2 separate regions of the Homo sapiens genome follow, and region 1 is linked to region 2. The links are chromatin loops, found by intact Hi-C in ENCODE. Cell type or tissue: K562. All regions are shown on one strand. Links, peaks and the distances in the headings refer to the core of each region. The heading gives the core; the rest is flanking DNA. Region 1 has its middle 29 kb from the start of KCNG1. Region 2 has its middle 200 kb from the start of KCNG1.

The links. Peaks named below come from ENCODE experiments on the same cell type or tissue, not always from the same donor. Only the 100,000 strongest peaks of a DNase experiment are listed, where the experiment ranks them.
Region 1: it touches region 2 in a loop (3-fold over the local background); 5 of 110 quality-filtered maps call a loop at or near these places.

The regions. Positions count from the first base shown.
Region 1 is chr20:50,988,922-50,998,470 of GRCh38, forward strand. No RefSeq gene overlaps it. Among named protein-coding and RNA genes, the nearest start is that of KCNG1, 29 kb to the right of the region's middle. RefSeq lists enhancers at 722-1,684, 4,191-4,485. In K562, for the core only: a CTCF peak has its summit at 4,256 (motif pointing right); a DNase peak (open chromatin) is centred at 4,340; H3K27me3 peaks cover 2,192 bases.
Region 2 is chr20:51,215,727-51,225,275 of GRCh38, forward strand. No RefSeq gene overlaps it. Among named protein-coding and RNA genes, the nearest start is that of KCNG1, 200 kb to the left of the region's middle. RefSeq lists silencers at 4,583-4,642, 4,703-4,752 and enhancers at 5,902-6,576, 6,577-7,250. In K562, for the core only: a CTCF peak has its summit at 4,659 (motif pointing right); a DNase peak (open chromatin) is centred at 4,655; H3K27me3 peaks cover 912 bases.

The DNA of each region.
Region 1 (9,549 bases), core at 1,097-9,096, 230 kb before region 2:
CCCCGGCAGCCTCTATTTCCTGATAGCCTTCGATTCACACATGCGGGTTGCCAGTGTGGGCCCAGTGGCTTTACATTTGAGTTTCCGAACCATCCCCCTCCCCCTGCACCGCCCCAGTTCCCTGAGACCTTTGGGGTCAATGTGGGGTGGGTGAGAAACGCCTGGCGGATTCAGAGGGTTCTGCTCTGTGGTTCTTGACCAGAATCTCTGGTATCAGGGCCCAGGCATTCATAAATTTTAAAAGCCCTCAGAAAATTCTAGCCTGAGCAGGGCTGAGAACCACTGGGGAGCTTAAGAAAGTCTTAGGGTAGCTGAGTTTGATGAGTCCTCTGATTGCATGCTATTCACTCACTGGATTGGCTGTGGGTCTTTGCAAGTGTGTACTGAGCAGGGCACAAGGTGGGCATCAGGAGAGTGGCGGTTGTGCAGAGTGGGGTTGCCAGCACAGTAGGGAGTCAGGAGGAGGCAGGGAAGAGCATTCCAGAGGAACCTCAGGATGTGCACAAGTCTGTCAGCAAGAGACCCTGGAAGGTTTAGACATGAACCACGATACCATCAGCAGCAGCTTCTCCGGATCGGGCCTCCCTGCCTCAGCATGCTCATGTGCTGATTGCAAACCCACTGTGTGCCCGGAGCTTCCAAGAGAGAAGGGAGAGGCAGAGAAGGAGGAGGCTGGGGAGGGGAGCTGGGACCAAGCCACAGAGAACTCAAGGCCTCCCTACACCTCTTAGACTTTATGTTTTTTATTTTTATTTTTTTGAGACAGGGTCAGCCTGCAGTGCAGGGGTGTGACCATGGCTCACTGCAACCTCGACCTCCTGAGATCAAGCCATCCTCCTACTTCAGCCTCTTGAGTAGCTGGGACCACAGATGTCACCACGCCCGACTAATTGTTTTTATTATTTGTAGAGAGGAGTTTTCATTATGTTGCCCAGGATGGTCTCAAACTCCTGGGCTCAAGCTGTTACTGGACAAAGAAGTCTTGATCCAGACCCCAATGAAGAGTTCTTGGATCTTGCACAGGAAGGAATTCAAGGGGAGTCGGAGAGTGCAGTGAGAGGAAGAGTTTACTGAAAGCTACTCTGTTACAGAGTAGGGTGTCCTCAGAAAGCAAGCAGAGGAATGCATCATCTTTGCTTTTCTTTCTTTCTTTCTTTCTTTCTTTCTTTCTTTCTTTCTTTCTTTCTTTCTTTCTTTCTTTCTTTCTTTCTCTCTCCTTCCTTCCTTCCTTTTTTCTTTCTTCCTTTCTTTCTTCTTTCTTTCTTTCTTTTTCTTTCTTTCTTTCTTTTTCTTTCTTTCTTTCTTTCTTCTTTCTTTCTTTTTTGCTCTCTCTCTCTCTTTTTTTTTTTTTTTTTTTTGTGACGGAGTCTCACTCTATCACCCAGGCTGGAGTGCAGTGGCGCGATCTCAGCTCACTGCAAGTTCCACCTCCGAGGTTCACGCCATTCTCCTGCCTCAGCCTCCCAAGTAGCTGAGATTAGAGGTGTGTGCCACCACGCCCGGCTAATTTTTGTATTTTTAGTAGAGACAGGGTTTCACCGTGTTAGCCAGGATGGTCTCGATCTCCTGACCTCGTGATCCACCCGCCTAGGCCTCCCAAAGTGCTGGGATTACAGGTGCATGCCACCACGTCTGGCTAATTTTTGTATTTTTAGTAGAGACGGGGTTTCACCATGTTGGTCTCGAACTCCTGACCTCAGGTGATCGTCCTGCCTCAGCCTCCCAGAGTGCTAGGATTACAGGCATGAGCCACCATGCCCAGCCTAAGCTTTGCTTATATAGAGGTCTTGTTTATGCAAAGACTAAACTAAGCTATGCCTGCATGCGGGTGAGCAGACAGCATGACAAAATTTATTATTCTATTGAGTTAAAGGAAACTATCCTTGACATTTTTGGGTGGGTACATCAAAGCATAACTATTATTATTTAGAAAACATATATTGTTATGGGTATTGGGACATTTGGATTCTCTGTTGTTATAGGGGCATGTCCTTGCAGGCAGCTTTAGTTGTTCCCTCTACTATAAACATCCCATGACTATGGGTGGTGACCAGCAAGGAATGTGCTTTGCTAGTCTCAAATGGAGCGGAACTTAAAATGGTGTTACTCTGGCCCTGTTATGCTCTTACTTTCCTAACAAAGCAATCCTCCCACCTCAGCCTCCCAAAGTGTTGGGATTACAGGTGTGAGCCACCACACCCAGCCGACTGTTAGGCCTTAGTCAGTCGGGGAGCCAGGGTCTTCTCACTGGGAATTTTAGGCACCAGGGCCCCAGAAGCTGGCAGAGGTGGTTGGGTCAGTAGCAGGGATGACCAATCATCCTGGTTTGCACAGGATGTTGAGTGCTAAAACTAAGAATGTCCTGGGAAAACCAGAATGGTTGGTCATCCTAGTAAAAACTCAGCTTCCCTTACCTTACTCTCAGCCAGCTCCTGGTCCCACCAGTGTGGATTTATACTAGCTTTTCAAATGTCGCTGTGTGCACCAATCACCTGGATTCTTATGGAAATGCAGACTCTCATCCCTCAGGTCTGGGGTGGGGACTAAGAGTCTGCATTTCTGTGTTTTTTTTTTTTTTTTTTGAGACAGAGTCTCACTCTGTCGCCTAGGCTGGAGTGCAGCAGCGCGATCTCAGCTCACTGCAAGCTCCGCCTCTCGGGTTCATGGCATCCTCCTGCCTCAGCCTCCGGAGTAGCTGGGACTACAGGCGCACGCTGCCACGCCGGGCTAATTTTTTGTATTTTTATTTTTTTTAGTAGAGACGGGGTTTCACCGTGTTAACCAGGGTGGTCTAGATCTCCTGACCTTGTGATCCGCCCCCCTCGGCCTCCCAAAGTGCTGGGATTACAGGTGTGAGCCACCATGCCCGGCCACATTTCTGTCTTTAAACTAAATTAATTAATTAATTATTATTATTTTAGAGACGGGGTTTCACTCTGTTGCCCAGGCTGGTCTCGAACTCCTGGCCTCAAGTCATCCTCCTACCTTGGTCTCCCAAAGTGCTGAGATTACAGGCGTGAGCCACTGTGTTCAGCCGAATCTGCATTTTTAATAAGCTTCCAGGTAGCATAGGTGTCGCTGGTCCATGGTCACAATTTGAGTAGCAAGAGTTGACAGCACCCTCAGGCTCATTGCAAACCAGCTACTTCCGGCCATAACTAGGAGAGAGAAGTTGTGACCACCCCAAAAGCACATCTGTATTTCCTAAGGCAAATACAAGCCAGCTTTCCCTCCACTGAACTGTCCAGGACTCAGGCTTGCAGTGAAAATCAGCTGCTGAATGTATTTTTGTTTAAAATCCACACACATTCTCTCACACTAGTTATTTAAAAAAATTAAAAGAAAAATCCACACACACCACATGCAGACAGCACCCATCACAGGTGCTATTTAGTTTGTTTTTCAATTGCTTGGTCCCTCCTGCTTGGGTACCATGTGTTTGCATTTTGCATTTTTTGCTTCTCCTTTTATCTCACTTTCTTTTCACCTCGCAGCAACCTGGTCAATGTGCAAATGAAAGACAGTCCCAGGGAAGAGGAAAACTCTTGCTGTGCAACCAGCTGGAAAGAGATTGAAATAAAAACTCACTTCACTTCTCCCCACCCCATTCTCTCCTGAGCAAGTAGAGGCAGGTTTGTCGAAATTGCCGGAAGGGACAATGTTGGCATTTGAGCTTCTAGGAATGTTCTTTTGGAGAGCAGGAGCACTGCCTCCAGGCCTGCTCCCTCCCACTGCTGCTTGGGAAGGATGGCTCCAGGACTGGGCGGCTCAGCCATGGTGGAACTGGGTCAGCTGTGGCTTTGGCAAGTTTCTCATCCTATCTGGGCCGCCTCTGTGAAATAGGAATAATGATTGTACCTACAGAGCTGGATATTACCTGTTTGTTCCCCCGACCCATTCTCTACCCTGAGAGACCGACTTTAGGGATTGCATCACTCAAGGGCCCTGCCTTCCGGCTTCGGCCCTGCCTTTGGCCTTCTGGTTCAGTTTGCAACGGGAGATACCAGCAGCAGATGGGTGCTGGGAAATTTACTCCCTGTTCTCTCCCTGCTCTGGGCTGCAGCTGTGAGTTTCTCTCTGACTGCAGCTCCTGACCAGGCAGATGCCTCAACAGTGCCAGGCTTGACGGTGTGTGTCAGCTATCAATTTATTGCCTCTCAGCTCCAAAGTCACCCTTCAATATCTGCTTTGCGTAATGGGCGGAGTTCCTTTTAAGCGTCATTCCTTTACAGTGAGTGCAGTGTTAAGTTTTCTCAGTAGAGGGCGCTAGAGGAACACCCCCTAGGTCTCTACTGTTTTCATCCCTCATCCGCTTTCAGACAATAGGCCAAGGCCTGGCCAATCAGAGCACTGCCTTCTCATAGCCTCACTGATTGGCTCAGGGATGGGCACACGGTCTAAACTGCTCCAATCACAGTGAGTCCCAGGACTTAGGTAGGAGCTACCCAAATGATACCTTGTGCTTTCCCATTGAACTTGAACTTGAGAAGATGAGAGGCTGGGTTGCTGCAGCCCTGTTGTCAGCATGAGGGGAGAGTCTTGAACTGCCAAGAATCGCCACAGGGAACTCAAGGGTGGAGCCAACATGGCAGAAGTTGTGAGATGGAGAGAAACTGACTTCTCATGACACAGTGTAGCTGCCCCTGAAGCTGGCAGGACCTTTGGGCTTTTCAGCTATGTGAACCTGTAGATAACCTCTCTCCAACCACCCCCCTCACCAGTGTTTTTTTGGTACAGAAGCCAGTTGGATTTTCTGCTATGTGGAAACATAGTTCTGCTGAATATAATGGCTTTAGGAAAGAAACAAAACAAAACAAAAACCATTGCTGTATTTATCCTCTTTGCCAGGCACCTTGCTGCATATCTCATTTACTTCTCTCTCCATCCTCACGCAGCCCTCAGAGGAAAGTGATCATCTCCATTTTCCAGATGAGAAAAACAATGCTCAGAGAAGTTAAGTAACTAGCTCAAGGCCACCCAGCTAGTGTGTGGTAGAAGCAGGATCCAGGCACGGGCTCCAGTGCATCATACCACTCAGTGCTGGCTGGCAGCAGAGTGGAAGCCACTCGTCCACCTGGCTCAGGGATTCTGGCAGCCACGGTGGGAGAAAGCAGGGATGCAATCTGTATGCCGAGTAATTGTACAACAGTGCAGTTCCCCCACATTCATTACCTAACTGCTAATGAAAAGATCTCCGAATTGTGGTGCTGCCAAGTCTGTTGTAGCGAAGTGTGAGAATGCATTTGTAATTAGCCGCGCCTTGCAGGCAAATGAGGAATGTGTGAAAGTCCCTTGAAATGTTATACAAAATAAGGCTAAAGCATATTCCATTATCTTACGTATGCTATTAATTGAACAGACCCTTTTCATTGTTGCTGTTGAGTTCTTGTGTGACGTTATTAACAATAGTTACTATTTATTGAGCACTTACTATGGCCCAGATACTTGGTGCTTTCTGTACTGCTTTGTTTCATGTAATCTTCACATCACTCCAACAGGGAGGATGTTATTGTTCCCTTTTTAAAGAGGATGAACTAGAAGTTCAGGGAGGTTCAATAACTTGCCCAGGGTCACACCGCAAGGCAGTGGCTTGTCAAGGAATCAAATTTGAAGTTCTCTGGCTCCAAAGCCCACGTTCCTTCTGTTTGTCCCAGCACTTGTCGTACTTTCTGCTGCTCTAGCTTGTCCCACTCACATAATAGTATGTGGCTGTTCAGTGTGGCTCCTTCAAGTGGGAGAGAGGGCCCTTCTCTGTTCTTCCTGTTACTGGAACACGGATGTGACTGCTGGATCTCTCAATTTATTCTGTCTTGAAAGCAAACCACGAAATTAAGAAAATTTTGTGGATTGTCTCTGCCTAAAGACCCATGTGCTTGGCCGATGAGACTGCTAAGTCCAGGTTTAAGACACTGTTATTGTAAAGGGTGTCGATAGGCCAGAAGGCAAAATGCTGAAGTTCACAGGACGCTGCCTGGACTTCTAATTTGGATTTGGGTATGTATCAGCCAGTAAAAATTACAGAAACCCAACCCCACTAATTTAAGTAAAAAGAGAATTTATCAGATAACATGACTAAACAGTTCAAGAAAAGGGATGTCTTCAGGAACTGCTGGATCTAGGGACTTATCGTTGTCATTAGAACCTAGTTTTTTTCTCTCTATTCCTTGACTCTGTATTCCCAGAGGAAGAGAGAGAGAGTCTTTGCTGTTTGGGCCTATAAAAATCCCCACACCCATTTTGAGGAAGGAGTCTAAGACTGGTAGCTCTAAAGTGTCCTCAAGGACCCAGGCTCCCATCTTTCTGTTCTCCCACCCTCAGTCCTTGTCTTTTATCCTTGTGGTCACCTAATGAATGGTCCAAGAGGGCTATTGGAGATCCAGCAATCACATCTATGTTCCAGTAACAGGAAGAAAAAAAAGGGCCATCTCCTCTAAGGAGGCTTCTCAAAGTTCCCTGCGAGACTTTGCTTACAAATTCCTGGCCAGGACTTATTCATCTGTACACACCTTGTTGTAAAGGAGACTGGAAAGTACAGTCTTTATTACCAGTGGCAGTGTGCCTGGATAAAACTGGGGCTCTGTTACTAAGGAGAAAGGGGGAAGTGGATGGTTGGATGGGCCACTAGAGTTTCCGTCACAGTGCCCATCACCAGATACTCAGGAAATGGATGCTGGGGAGAGCAAATACAGCACCCACTAAAGTTGGTAGTCAGTGTTGTGCCTGGGCCTAATAGCTCCTCCTTCATGAAATGAGTGTTGTTGTACAAAGAGCCCTGGATTGGTCAAAAGATTGGATTACGAATTCCAGCCTCTAACTGGCTATGTAGTTGCATAACAACACTTTGCTTCTTTTTTTTTTTTTTTTTTTTTTTGAGACAGTGTCTCACTCTTGCCCACGCTAGAGTGCAGTGGTGCAATAAGGCTCACTGCAGCCTCGACCTCCCTGGGCTCAGGTGATCCTCCCGCCTCAGCCTCCCCAAGAGCTGGGACTACAGGTGCACACCACCACACCTGGCTCCTTTTTATATTTTTTGTAGAGACAGGGTTTTGCCATGTTGCCCAGGCTGGTCTCAAACTCCAGGCCTCAAGCGATCCGCCTGCCTCCACCTCCCAAAGTGCTGGGATTGTGGGTGGGAGCCACTGCAATCCTTGGTGCTCAGCTCACTTGGCTTCTTGTGTCTGCCTTTCTCCGGCTATAAAATGGGGGTCATACTCACATCATCTGGCTATGCCTCTGGCTACAAGCGGAGAATGCCTGACTAGCAGTAGGGTGAGCAACTCATCCTGGTTTTTGTATGCCTTTTCTAATTTTCACGTGAAATATTAAATGTGAGATGAAGCATCCTGGGAAACTCTCTTAGTCCTGGGCAAACTAAGGTAGTTGGTCTCCCTCATTAGCAGTAGCTAAAATCCTAGAGACAAGCATTGTCTGGAGGTGGGCAGTATCTGGGTGAGTTCAGCAGCTCAATGCTATCTTCACGGACCCAGTAGGCTCTTTGCATCCTCAGATCCACCACCCTTAGCATGTTAGGTTTCCTTCCTCCCACTGGCTGTCTCCAGTCACAAGTGTGACTATCCAGATACAGCTCTTGTCATCTTGGGTCAGACTCTCTGCAAATCCCCTAGCTGGGGATTTGGGTGGGGTGGGGTTTCATGTGCATGTTAGGTGAGGATTCAAGTGAATGCTGTGAATTGAGGGAGTGCTCTTAGGAGAATCCTGTAAAGGAGGAGGGAGGCAGGATGGGGCAGGGGAAGAAGTGAAGCAAAGATGTGGTCTCAGCGGGAGCTTCGCTGGAGCCTCATCCCCAGGGAGCACCAAGTGTGATCAGAGTTGCAGACTAAGCTCCACCTTGAGGCGGGGTCTGAAGACTTGCCCCCCTGTGGCCATCAGTCATTGCCATGAGCTGCCCTGGTGAGGTGGGGACTTGACATCCCAGGCATCTCTGGATGCTTTGGTTCCTGTCAGAGAAGAGGCTGCTGGGAGTTATGACAACACAGAAGGGGGCTGCTGGGTGCACCGGGCAGGGTCCCCACAGCTTCTTCGACCCTTGTCCTCTCTCAAAAGCACCCAAGGCAGAAAGGGGTGCAAAGGCTTGCTGTTTACAGAGGGAAAGTTTCCCCAGCACCTAGTGATCTCAGGCCAGCTTCCTCTAAGGTCTTATTAGCCGAGACTGGGTCACTTCTCATCCCTGATGACTCACTGGTAAAGGGAATGGGATTACCTCAGTTGGCATAAACGCTGGGACTGAGCACACTGAAACCTGGGACAAACGAAGGGCCTGTTTGTGGGGAAGAAGGGTGAACAGGTTTCTTGCAGGCAGCCAGCAGAGTCTGCCCTCCAAGCACCAGGGTATCCAGAAGTCCCAGTGCAGATAACAATTCTGCAGACATAAGGGGTTTTACTTGTTTCCCCTCTAGATCTTTCCCTGGTTCCTGCAGGTGAGTATGTGAGAATTGCGTAGGAGAGATGGGCAGGTCCTCCTGCAGAGACACACTCATCGCTCTCCCAGACCCTGCCCCGAGATTCTGGGCAAACACCAGCTGTTGCTTTGGGCTTGTGGAGGAGGCTGATAGGTCTACTGGAAGTCTTTCCTGGAAGACTATCAATCAGAGATTTGCTTTCAGCTGAACCTCCCAATTTAGTCTCTGTTGAAAGCCAACCACAGCCCAGCAGCTTGGATGGGATGAGATTCAATAGCAGAGGGCAACAGAACAAAGGTCTCGCTTTATTTCCACTGCCTCCCCTCCCTTCCCCATGACAGTCTCCAGACAGGGTGGTTGAGTGCCACTGCTGAGTAATTTTTATGGCAATTGCAAAAGACCCCTGAGCTTCTAAGGTGAGGCATTTCCCATTTAATCATCTTGATGGAGAAGCAGCCTCCGTACATTTAGCAGCCATTCTGGCCCCCTGTTAAATGGACTTGTTACTACTTTGTTGAGTCTCAATTACAAATGTGGTAGAATAACGACAGCTACCAAATAACACAGACCCAGGAGATAGTCCTGGCATTTTTGCTTTTTTTTTTTTTTTTTAAACAAGACCAGTTGGTGGTTTTACATTTATTTCAACAAATTGAGCTTGGACTTTTACAGGTCATTTGGGTGAAAGGCACACTCCTTTCTGAAAAGAAATAAGAAATCTTTCAGGCTGTGTTTTGTGATTGCAAACACAAGTCCCGCTGTATCTTTTCATACATTTGATTCAAAATACAAGAATGTTGATGGAGGACTAACCTCACACGTTGGAGGCTGTTTCCCAGCAGAAATCATTAGGTGATCTGTTGGGGGAGGAGTTGTTTGCCTGCCATAATTGTGGCATCTGTAAATAGGCATGGATCTTAATAAAATTCATGCCACCGTATATGTGAACAAATATGGCTGATGCATGTAAGTATTTTGGAGTGCTCTGGACAGAAGTAAGGGATTCACAGATTCACTTATCCTGCAAATATTTATTGAGCACCAACTATAAGCCGACCATGGAGCTGATCATCAATTGAGGAGAGGAAACCAAAAACAAATAGGTATTTATTTATTTATTTTGTGTATT
Region 2 (9,549 bases), core at 915-8,914:
ATTTTTGCATTGTATTTGAAAACAAGATAAAGCCAATCTGTGTGTGCCATTTGTTTCCCCAGCCCTGAAGACATTCAGAAATCCTGAGTAAGAAGCTGATGGACTGGGACTCAGTTGGAGTTCTTCCAAATTGAGATGCCAGAGGGAGCAGTGGCTGGGGTCACTGGGCACTGGCTGGCATGAAAAGCCCATAATTAACTTGTTTTGTTTCATACCTCATGGGGAGGAAATGCTGTCTATTTTAATTTCATGAGCCCGCAACATTGTAAGATTTCAAAAAGGAAAAGAAATCTTTTATTTTGGGGCCTCAAAGGTCTAGGTCACTAACTTAATGGGGTATTATGAGATTCTATTATAGCAAATGACTAAGTCAACTATTGTCACAATGCTACTGCATAATAAACCCTTCCAAAATTTGGTGACTTATAGGAATGAATATTTATTCTTGCTCAGGTGTCTGTGGGTTGCCTGACCAAGGCTATGTTCTTTTGGCCTTGGCTCCAAGCTGCTTTCTTTTTGAACCAGCAGCTACTTGGAAGTTTATATGTCACAGCAATGGCAAAAATCCAGAAACAGAAGGCTAACTGCTCTGGCCTCTGCCTGTGTTCCATCTGCCCAAGTCCTACTGGCTGAAGCAGGGCACATGGCTAAGCCCAAGGTCAAAGGGTGGGAAAATACCCTCCTCTTCAAGTGGAGGGACAGCAAAGTCACATGGACAGAGGGAATGGTGATGAACTGAGAACCATAATGTAATCTACAGAAGAAGGCATAACACATTCTCATGCCTACTAGGACCAAGCAAAGCATGATACACAAGTAAAGATGCTGGATCAGATTGATGCAGAGATATTTTGAGTTCATAAAAATACAGGCATGTTTATCACAATCACGAGACTTATAAAATGTACCCCATTTTCTGGAAATATTTGGCCCACAATCTTACATTTTCCCACTTCTGATGAAGACATGGATGCAGAGAATGACCTCTCTACCTTAAGAATACGAAGAGTATTGACAATGGGCAGAGCTAGAGAGGCAATAAGGAGTAGCAAGAGGGGTGGCAAAGCAGAAACCAAAATACCTTGTCTGAAAGGTACAGCTATCCCTTGATTTCAGCCCATTCTTGTCAGATGGTATATTAGTCCATTCTCACACTGCTATAAAGAACTCCCTAAAACTGGGTAATTTATAAATAAAAGACGTTTAATTGACTTGCAGTTTCACAGGCTGCACAGAAAGCATGACTGAGAGACCACAGGAAACTTACAATCAGGGCAGAAGGTGAAGGGGAAGCAGGCACATCTCCTTGGCAGGAGCAGGAGGAAGAGAGAGTGAAAGGGGAAGTGCTATACACTTTTAAATAGCCAGGTCTTGTGAAAACTGTATCCTGAGACAGTACTAGGAGATAGGGCTAAACTATTAGAAACCACCTCCATGATCCAGTCCTCTACCAGACCCTACCTCCAATACGCGGGATTACAATTCAACATGAGATGTGGGTGGGGACAGAGAGTCAAACCATATCATTCCACCCCTGGCTCCTCCCATATCTCATGTCCTTCTCACATTTCAAAGCACAAGTATGCCTTCCCAAAAGTTCCCCAAAGACTTAACTCATTTCGGCATTAACTCAAAAGTCCAAGTCCAGCGTCTCATCTGAGACGAGGCAAGGTGGAAAGGACTTTGACTACATGTCTTGCATCTTCTCACAGCTCCACTAGGCAGTTCCTCAGTGGGGACTCTGTGTGAGGACTCCAACCCCACATTTCCCTTCCTCATTGCCCTAGTAGAAGTTCTCATGAGGGCTACACCCCTGCAGCAGACTTCTGCCTGGACATCTAGGCATTTCCATACATCCTCTGAAATCTAGGTGGAGGCTCCCAAGCCTCAACTCTTGCCCTCTGCACACTCACAGGCTTAACACCACATGGAAGTTGCAAAGGCTTAGGGCTTGTAGCCTCTGGAGCAGCAGCCTGAGCTGTACCTTGGCTCCTTTTAGCCATGGCTGGAGCTGAAGTGGCCATGATGCAGGATACCATGTCCTGAGGCTACCCACAGTAGCAGGGCCCTGGTCCTGCCCCAGGAAACCATGTCTTCCCCCAGGCCTCCAAGCCTGTGATGGGAGGGGCTGCCTCAAAGGTCTCTGACATGCCCTGGAGGCATTTCCCCTATTGTCTTGGCTGTTAACATTCAGCATCTTATATGGTACTTTTCTCCCATAGCCAGGATTCATGGGTCCAGGAATCAAGGGGTAGAAATGGAAGTGGCCCCACTCACCATCACCCCAAGGAACCCACTAGCAAAATTTTTGCTGCTTGTTACCACGACATTATGTTCTGCTGGCCTAGAGGTCTTAGTTCCAGAGGGAGGAATGCTGCCACCAGGAGACACAACAATGATTCCATTAAACTGGAAGTTAAGATTGCTGCCTAGCCACTTTGGGCTCTTCCTGCCTCTAAGTCAACAGGCTAAGAGGGGACTTACAGTGTTGGCTGGGGTAATTGACCTGGACTATCAAGATGAAATCTGATGACTACGCCACTCCTGGTACCAATCTTCTGTATTAATCCCTTCTCACACTGTTATTAGTCTATTCTCACACTGGTATAAAGAACTACTCATATTAGATGGGAACACAGGCTCAGCATAACATGGACTTTGAGATGTCAATAGAGGCTAAAAATTCAGATTTTTATGTGAAATTTTCTAACTTTAAAATGTTGAACAAACAAAATCCATTGACAGGTAGGAAATGAACTATAGGCCAGCCACCACACTATAATGTCTGTTCTCTAAGTTTGGATTTCTGAGGTTGGCAGAACTTTTCTTTTCTACTCCCAAGTGGCCACCAAAGGGGCAGTGGTTTCTGGATATGTCTTTGAGATGCTAACAGCCAGTTTCCTTATGAGGAGTGAGGTCAATAAATTCAAAGATGCTAGAATGCTTTCCTCCTAATTCTCCTGCTTCCATAAAAATCCAATTCAATTTAAACTGCAAGGCATAGTGAGTTGTAATTACTATATTTATAAAAATTATATATAATTAGAGCAGGATTTCAGGAACCAGGCCAATTCTCCCCCAGAATGTACACTGAAAAGCACATTTTAAAGAACAAAAGATGCTCTTGGGTAGGGCTATCATGTGACATCTCCCAGGCCATTTTGGTCACTTGTTTTTAGCGGGCTAAGTATAAGTTCTTCCTGAGCTCTTTGGACTCAAACCATTATAAGAACATTAAAATTTCTTTCTGGAGATTATAGGTAGAATAATTGTATTTCCTGAACAAAAAGTCAGGTCATGTGGTTAGCTGAGAATCTGCATGCCCCTTACACAGCCAGAAGGCAGTGTGAGGTTGGAGACTGACAAAGGTGGATTTGGAAATGAGAGGGAGACAGAAATGACTGCTGGTGGTGGGATGGCCAGGTTACTTCTGAGTCCCCAGGTCCTCTCCAGGTATGTGACCTCTTTGAGAGAGGCAGGGAACAAAGCCCTGCTAGTGGAGGGATCAGGTGGCTTTGGTTTCCAGTTCCTCTCTGGTAACTCAGTTGCCAGGTGAGATGCAAGGGACCAGATACCCAAAGGGCCACCTTCTCCTCAAACCCGAATCTCAGGGCTTATCAGTTTCCATGCAAGAGGGAGCCCACAGAACTTTCACCCAGGCCAGCACATCTGGAGCCAGAAATCACACTGCCTGAAGCTGAGCCTGCTCAAGGCTTCAAATGAGACCCTGCCTGCAGCCAGCTGTGTATCTCACCTATCTACCCTGCCCCAGCAATCCATAGTTTGGCTTGCTAGTCCCTGCACAGAAGGTGGCCTCACATGCTTTGAGACCTTTGCATGGTTTGTGTCCTCTGCTGGGGATGCCATCACCTCCTTTGCCCATTTATCAAGATCCAGTCATCACATTGTCTGGGGTCTTTCTCTGATGCCCACCCCATGCAGAATCCAGCACTCACTCTTCTGGGTGTATACAACATGGCACCTCTTGCGGGATGTTGCAATAACTTTTTTAAGGTCAGATGCTCCAAACAGCAATGGCTTGAGCTAGGTACACTCATTTTCTCTCAAATCACAGGAGTAAGTAGTCCAGGGCTGGTCTGGAGTCCCTAGTGCCAAGGAAGCAGGCACTTGCTAGTCCATTGCTCCACCATTCCTAGGGGTTGCCCTTATCTGTATGGACCCAGACACCATTGCCAAGTCAGAAACTCCAGCCAGTGGGATGGGGAAAGGGGAGAAAAAAAAAAGAGGGCTTGCCTCTTTCCTTTAAGGACATGGCAGGAAGCTGTACTCATTCATTCGTTCAACATATATTCATGGGGTGTTTTTCACATGCTAGAAACTGTTTTAGATACTGGGGATGTGACAATGAACAGGACTTACAAAAATCCCTGCCACTGTGGAGTGTCCTATGGGAGGTGAGGGGACCGAGAGACGTTAATCAAATAGGGAAATACAACGCATATTCCAGGTGGTGTGAAAACTGCTGAAAAAGAGGAAACTTACATCTTAGGGAACTTCCGGCGCAGGAAGGGTGCTCGGGCTGTGGGGGGACTTTTTGCATTTAATTAAAGAGTATGGATTGTCATTGCTGGTTAGCAGGAGGGTGCAAGGTTTAGCGAGGGTGTGACTGACAACCCAGGAGCGCCATGCTCCATCCGTCCTGCAGGTGGCGCGCCTGAGCCCGTGCACGGCAGCCTCTCCGGAAGGTGAAGCACGCTGCCGCACTGGGGGCCTGCCTGGGGCTCTGAAAGCCCATTACGCTGTTCTCCTTGGGGTCCTCTTGGTGGCATGGACCCACCTCCCCCAACCCCCACCCAAAGCCTAGGTAGTTCTTGTGGAAGGTGCATTTCATCTTCAACAAGAGAAGATCCGTTTTTCCCGAAGTCTCTATTTCATCTATTTTTCAGGAGCGGAGGCTCATTTCTCCTTCCTTGGATTTAAGACGCTCTTGTTACTTCTTTTTTATTGCTTCATTTGAAATTGCAGACAGTTCCGACTTTTTGTTTTTGTGTTCCCAGGTTTTACGGAACACTCTCTGGCTGCGTTACAAAGCTCTCCCAGTTTCTCTCTCCCACCACCAGCCCCGCTGCCCCACGACACCGCCTGCCCTAGACTATAAAATGGCAATCATAATCCATACCTCATGATGCCCAAACAAGATAATGTCTACAATAAGTAAGGTTGCCAGATTCGGCAAATCAAAATACAGGACACCTGGGTTTAAGGTGTCTGATAAACAACGATTTTTTAAAGTGTGTGTACCAAATATTGCATGGGACATACTTACTCTAAAAAAAATTATGAATTATCGTATGAAATTCAAATTTAACTGGGTACCCTGTATTTAATCTGGCAATTTGAACATAAGGAGCTTAACACAAGGCATGGCCTGAGGTCACAGTAAGTGCCAGGGACAATGATGAGGGTGACGATGACTTTAATTCTGATGAATGCGCACCCCAGGATGGAAGCAGGGGTGCGTATTCATAAGAAGGGCTTTCTAGAGCAATGGAGGCCTAGGCTAAGTCTTGAAGGACTCCAATCATGTGTGCAACAAATATTTATTGAGCACTTATTAAGTGCCGGGCTCTGTCCCAGGTGCTAGGGATGCAGCAGTGAACAAAACAGATAAAAATCACTGCCCTCATGGGCATGATTTATTAGTGGGGGAGACAGTATTTACTCTTTATTTAAAGAAGATAAGCAAAAAGAAGTATTTACTCTTTATTTAAAGAAGATAAGCAAAATCTATAGAGTGTCAAATGATGCTAGGGAGAAAACATAAGTAGAACATGAAGTGTTGAGGTGAGGTGAAGTTTTGGAGTGGGTGGGAAGGACAAACTTACTGAGAAGTTGGCTGAAGTAACAATGTGAAGAAAGGAGAAGAGCTGTGAGATATTTAGGGGAAGCTCATTTCAGAAAAGGGAGGTAGCAAGTGCAAGGGTCCTGCAGTGGAGGGCACCTGAACGTGCAAGAAACAGCGAGGACGCCTGGGTGGCGGGAGCAGAGGGAGCAAGGGGTGGGAGGGGAAAAGGCGGCTGGGTCTCACAGGGTCTTGGGGCACCAGAAGGACATTGAGTGAGAGAGAGCCACTGTGGGGCTCTGATATAATCTGACCTGCGTTCCGATAGGATGTCCCTGGCTGCTTGTGGAGGATAAACTGCAAGGCAGGAGCAGAGAGACCCGTGAGGAGGTGACCGCAACAATCCGGGTGAGACAGGACGGTGGTTGGGACCAGGGAGGAAGGTGGTGAATACATTTTGAAGGGAGTGCTGATAGGATTTGCTGCTGGTTCCAATTTGGAGAGGACGGGAGAGAGAGAGAGAGAGCCAGGGGGAGGAGGGGAGGACACTACTAATGCCTACTTAAAGAGAGTTAACCAGATGGAGAAAGGGAAAAGAAACAATAGCTGAGGCAATCCCGGCAATGATTGCTTCAGCTAGGAAGTGCCTTGCAGCGAGGATGTGACTTCCAACCCGCGCGGGACAACCTGTTTCTCCACCCTCCCAGCTGGATTGTGGACACGCCTGTCATGAATCCTGCCTCCCCACACTGTCCTGCTGTGAATGAGATCAGCAATCTTTGCTGCCCTGGTCGCTTGCAGCAAGAGACTGCTTGGCCCCTGTGCTGAGAGAGCACCCTTGCCCAGGGCAGAGAACCTCCCCTGCCCTCAGGAGGCCCGGGAAGATTTCCTGGGCTGCCTGAGTCTAGCCATTGCTCCCATGATCCATGGCCCATTAACAAACCACTCCAAAATTTAGGGGCTTAAATAGCAACCATCATTTACTTGGCTTACAAATAGGCTATTTGGGCCAGGTTCCGTGGGGGAAGGCTCATCTCTGTCCTCACAGCATCAGCCAGGGAGGCTTTTCTGGGGAAGGGAGTGTCTGCTGTCAAAATCTGGCAGACAGGTTGGTGCTGGCTATTGCCAGGGATGTCGACTAAGAGCCTTTGGTTTCAAATCCCAGCTCCAGCAGGTGCAGCTGGGTGATCTTGAAAAAGTCCTTCAATCTCTCTGTGCCCCAGTTCTCTCATCTGTAAAGTGGGGATTGTCGTAGCACCTATCTTATAGGGAATTCACAGAGATAATACATTCAAGGGATATAAAGCAGTGTCTGGGACATAGTGCTCAGTAAGTATTAATGATCAGTATTAGTATTGTGATTTTTTCATCGTAACGAGGAAAAACTCACAATGCAGTAATTAACAATTTGTGCATGCTTCCCCGTCTCCATGTCTCCATGAGTAGAGTTTTAAAGGAGGTTTTAAAAAAAGTAGCTCACTAGTAAAACTAGCTAATATATGTTAATCATAGAAATTTAGAAATAGAAGAAGAAAATTACCCTAGGTAATTACTGTTGCTATCTTGGGACCATTTCTTTCCAGCGGTGGTTCTCTTTTGTTTCATTCCCCCTTATTTTAAAGCAGGGTTAGGAGAAGAAAGAAAGAGGAGGGGGCAAGTGTATGAACGAACATGCCAAGCAGAGTCAGGAGCAGAAATTTCAATACATTCCAATCCACCCGGGACAGAAATGACTTGTTCTAAGGTTTGAAATGACCCCCTTCTCTCAGGTGAGAATGACCATAACTCCAGGGGTCCCATGATGCGTGGAGTTCACCATCTTCAGCAAGAATGCGGTGTGGATTCACAGCGGGAGTGTGTTCGCCTGTGCATTTTACATTTCAAACATTTGTCACTCAAGAGCATTGTCCAACAGACCCCTTCAGGGAACCAGGCCAGGAAACGCTGAGTTCAGAGAGGGGCTTTGATATCTGAGAATGCAGTGAAAGAGATGTTTTTGATAGAAGAGTGATTCTCGGCTGCTGAATAAGAAATAGTTCTCATCCATAATGCATGGCCCTTTAGAAGACAGAAAGAAAAGTCAGTCTAAATGTAGCATAGACTGGAAAAAGATGAGGAGTGATTTAGCATGCCATTCAGAAGAGGCTAGTCCTCTTCTCAGCTAATTCATGCTTCCCCCAGGCTGACTGAGGAAGGCCCCCTCACTGGGGGCTTGCATGGTGTCTGTTGGTGTCAGGAAGAGGTGCAAAGGAAAGTGTTAAGTGGCAAGGAGGACGGACCTAACAAAAGACAGATCGAGACCAAACACGGAGGATGTTTTCTAACTCAAAGATGATTTTCCTAAATATTCTAGATCCTTTTGGGGTTTTTATTTTGGGATCCTGATTTTAGCTGTAGTGTTCATCAATGGAAGCACAACTAAGAAAAGTGGTGAGGGGCAACATATGGGTTTGGAGGCCTTGTCTGAGTGACATTCCTGTTGGCCTAGTGGTCTTCTACATGGCACCCAGCCACAGGATGGAGCCTGTTTAATAATCAGGTGATGTTTCTAGAGCCTGGACAAGCCCTTTGTTGTTATCATTTGTTTGCTCAAGCATGTTGCCAACAGAGGACTTCCCAGGGTCCTCAGCCTCCAAAACAGGTTAGTTTTGGAAACGCTGTGGGAAAATATTGGTAGTGGGTCGAATACTGTCCCTCTGAAAGATGGGTCCAAGTCCTAACCCCAGGCCTCTGTGAATGTGACCTTTATAGAAATAGGGTCTTTGCAGAGGTAATTATGGTAAGGACTGAGATAATGTCTGATATGGTTTGGCCATGTACCCGCCTAAGTCTCAAATTATAGCTCCCATAATTCCCACATGTTGTAGGAGGGACTGGTAGGAGGTAATTAAATCATGGGGGTGGGTCTTTCCCATGCTGTTCTCGTGAGGGTAAGTCTCACGAGATCTGATGGTTTTATAAAGGGGAGTTCCCCTGCACAAGCTCTATCTTGCCTGCCACCATGTAAGACATGCCTTTCACCACAATTGTGAGGCCTCCCCAGCCACGTGGAACTGCAAGTCCATTAAACCTCTTATTCTTTATAAATTACCCAGTCTTGGGTATGTCTTTATCAGCAGTGTGAAAACACACTAATACTTCCTGGAGTTAGAGTGGGCCCTAAATCTAATGACTGGCATCCTTAATAAGAAGACAAGAGGACACAGAGAGAGAAACACAGGGCAGAAGCTGTGTGAAGATGGAGGCAGAGCCTGGAGAGAGGCTGCCACAAGCCAAGGACTGCTGAAAGCCACCAGGAGCTGGAAGGGGCAAGGCAGGATTCTCCCTGGAGTCTTTGGAGGGAGTGTGGCCCTGCTGGCACCTCACCTTGATTGCAGATGTCTAGCCTTCAGAGCTGTGAGAGAGTAAATTAAATTTCTGATATTTTAAATCCCTGCAAGTTTGCTGTGATGGCCTTAAGAGATGAATCCAGTATTTTAGGCCTAAATCTCCCTGGTCTCATTTTGTCCCATTCCCTTGTCACTTTTATGTGTCAGCCAAAATGGATGGATTTCTGGCAGTTTCCAGTTCTTTTTTTTCTTTTCTTTTCTTTTTTTTTTTTTTTTTTTTTTTTTGAGACGGAGTTTCCTTGTCACCCAGGCTGCAGTGCAGTGGCATGACCTCAGCTCACTGTAACCTCTGCCCCTGGGTTCAAGCCATTCTCCTGTCACAGCCTCCTGAGTAGCTGGGATTACAGGCGCGTACCA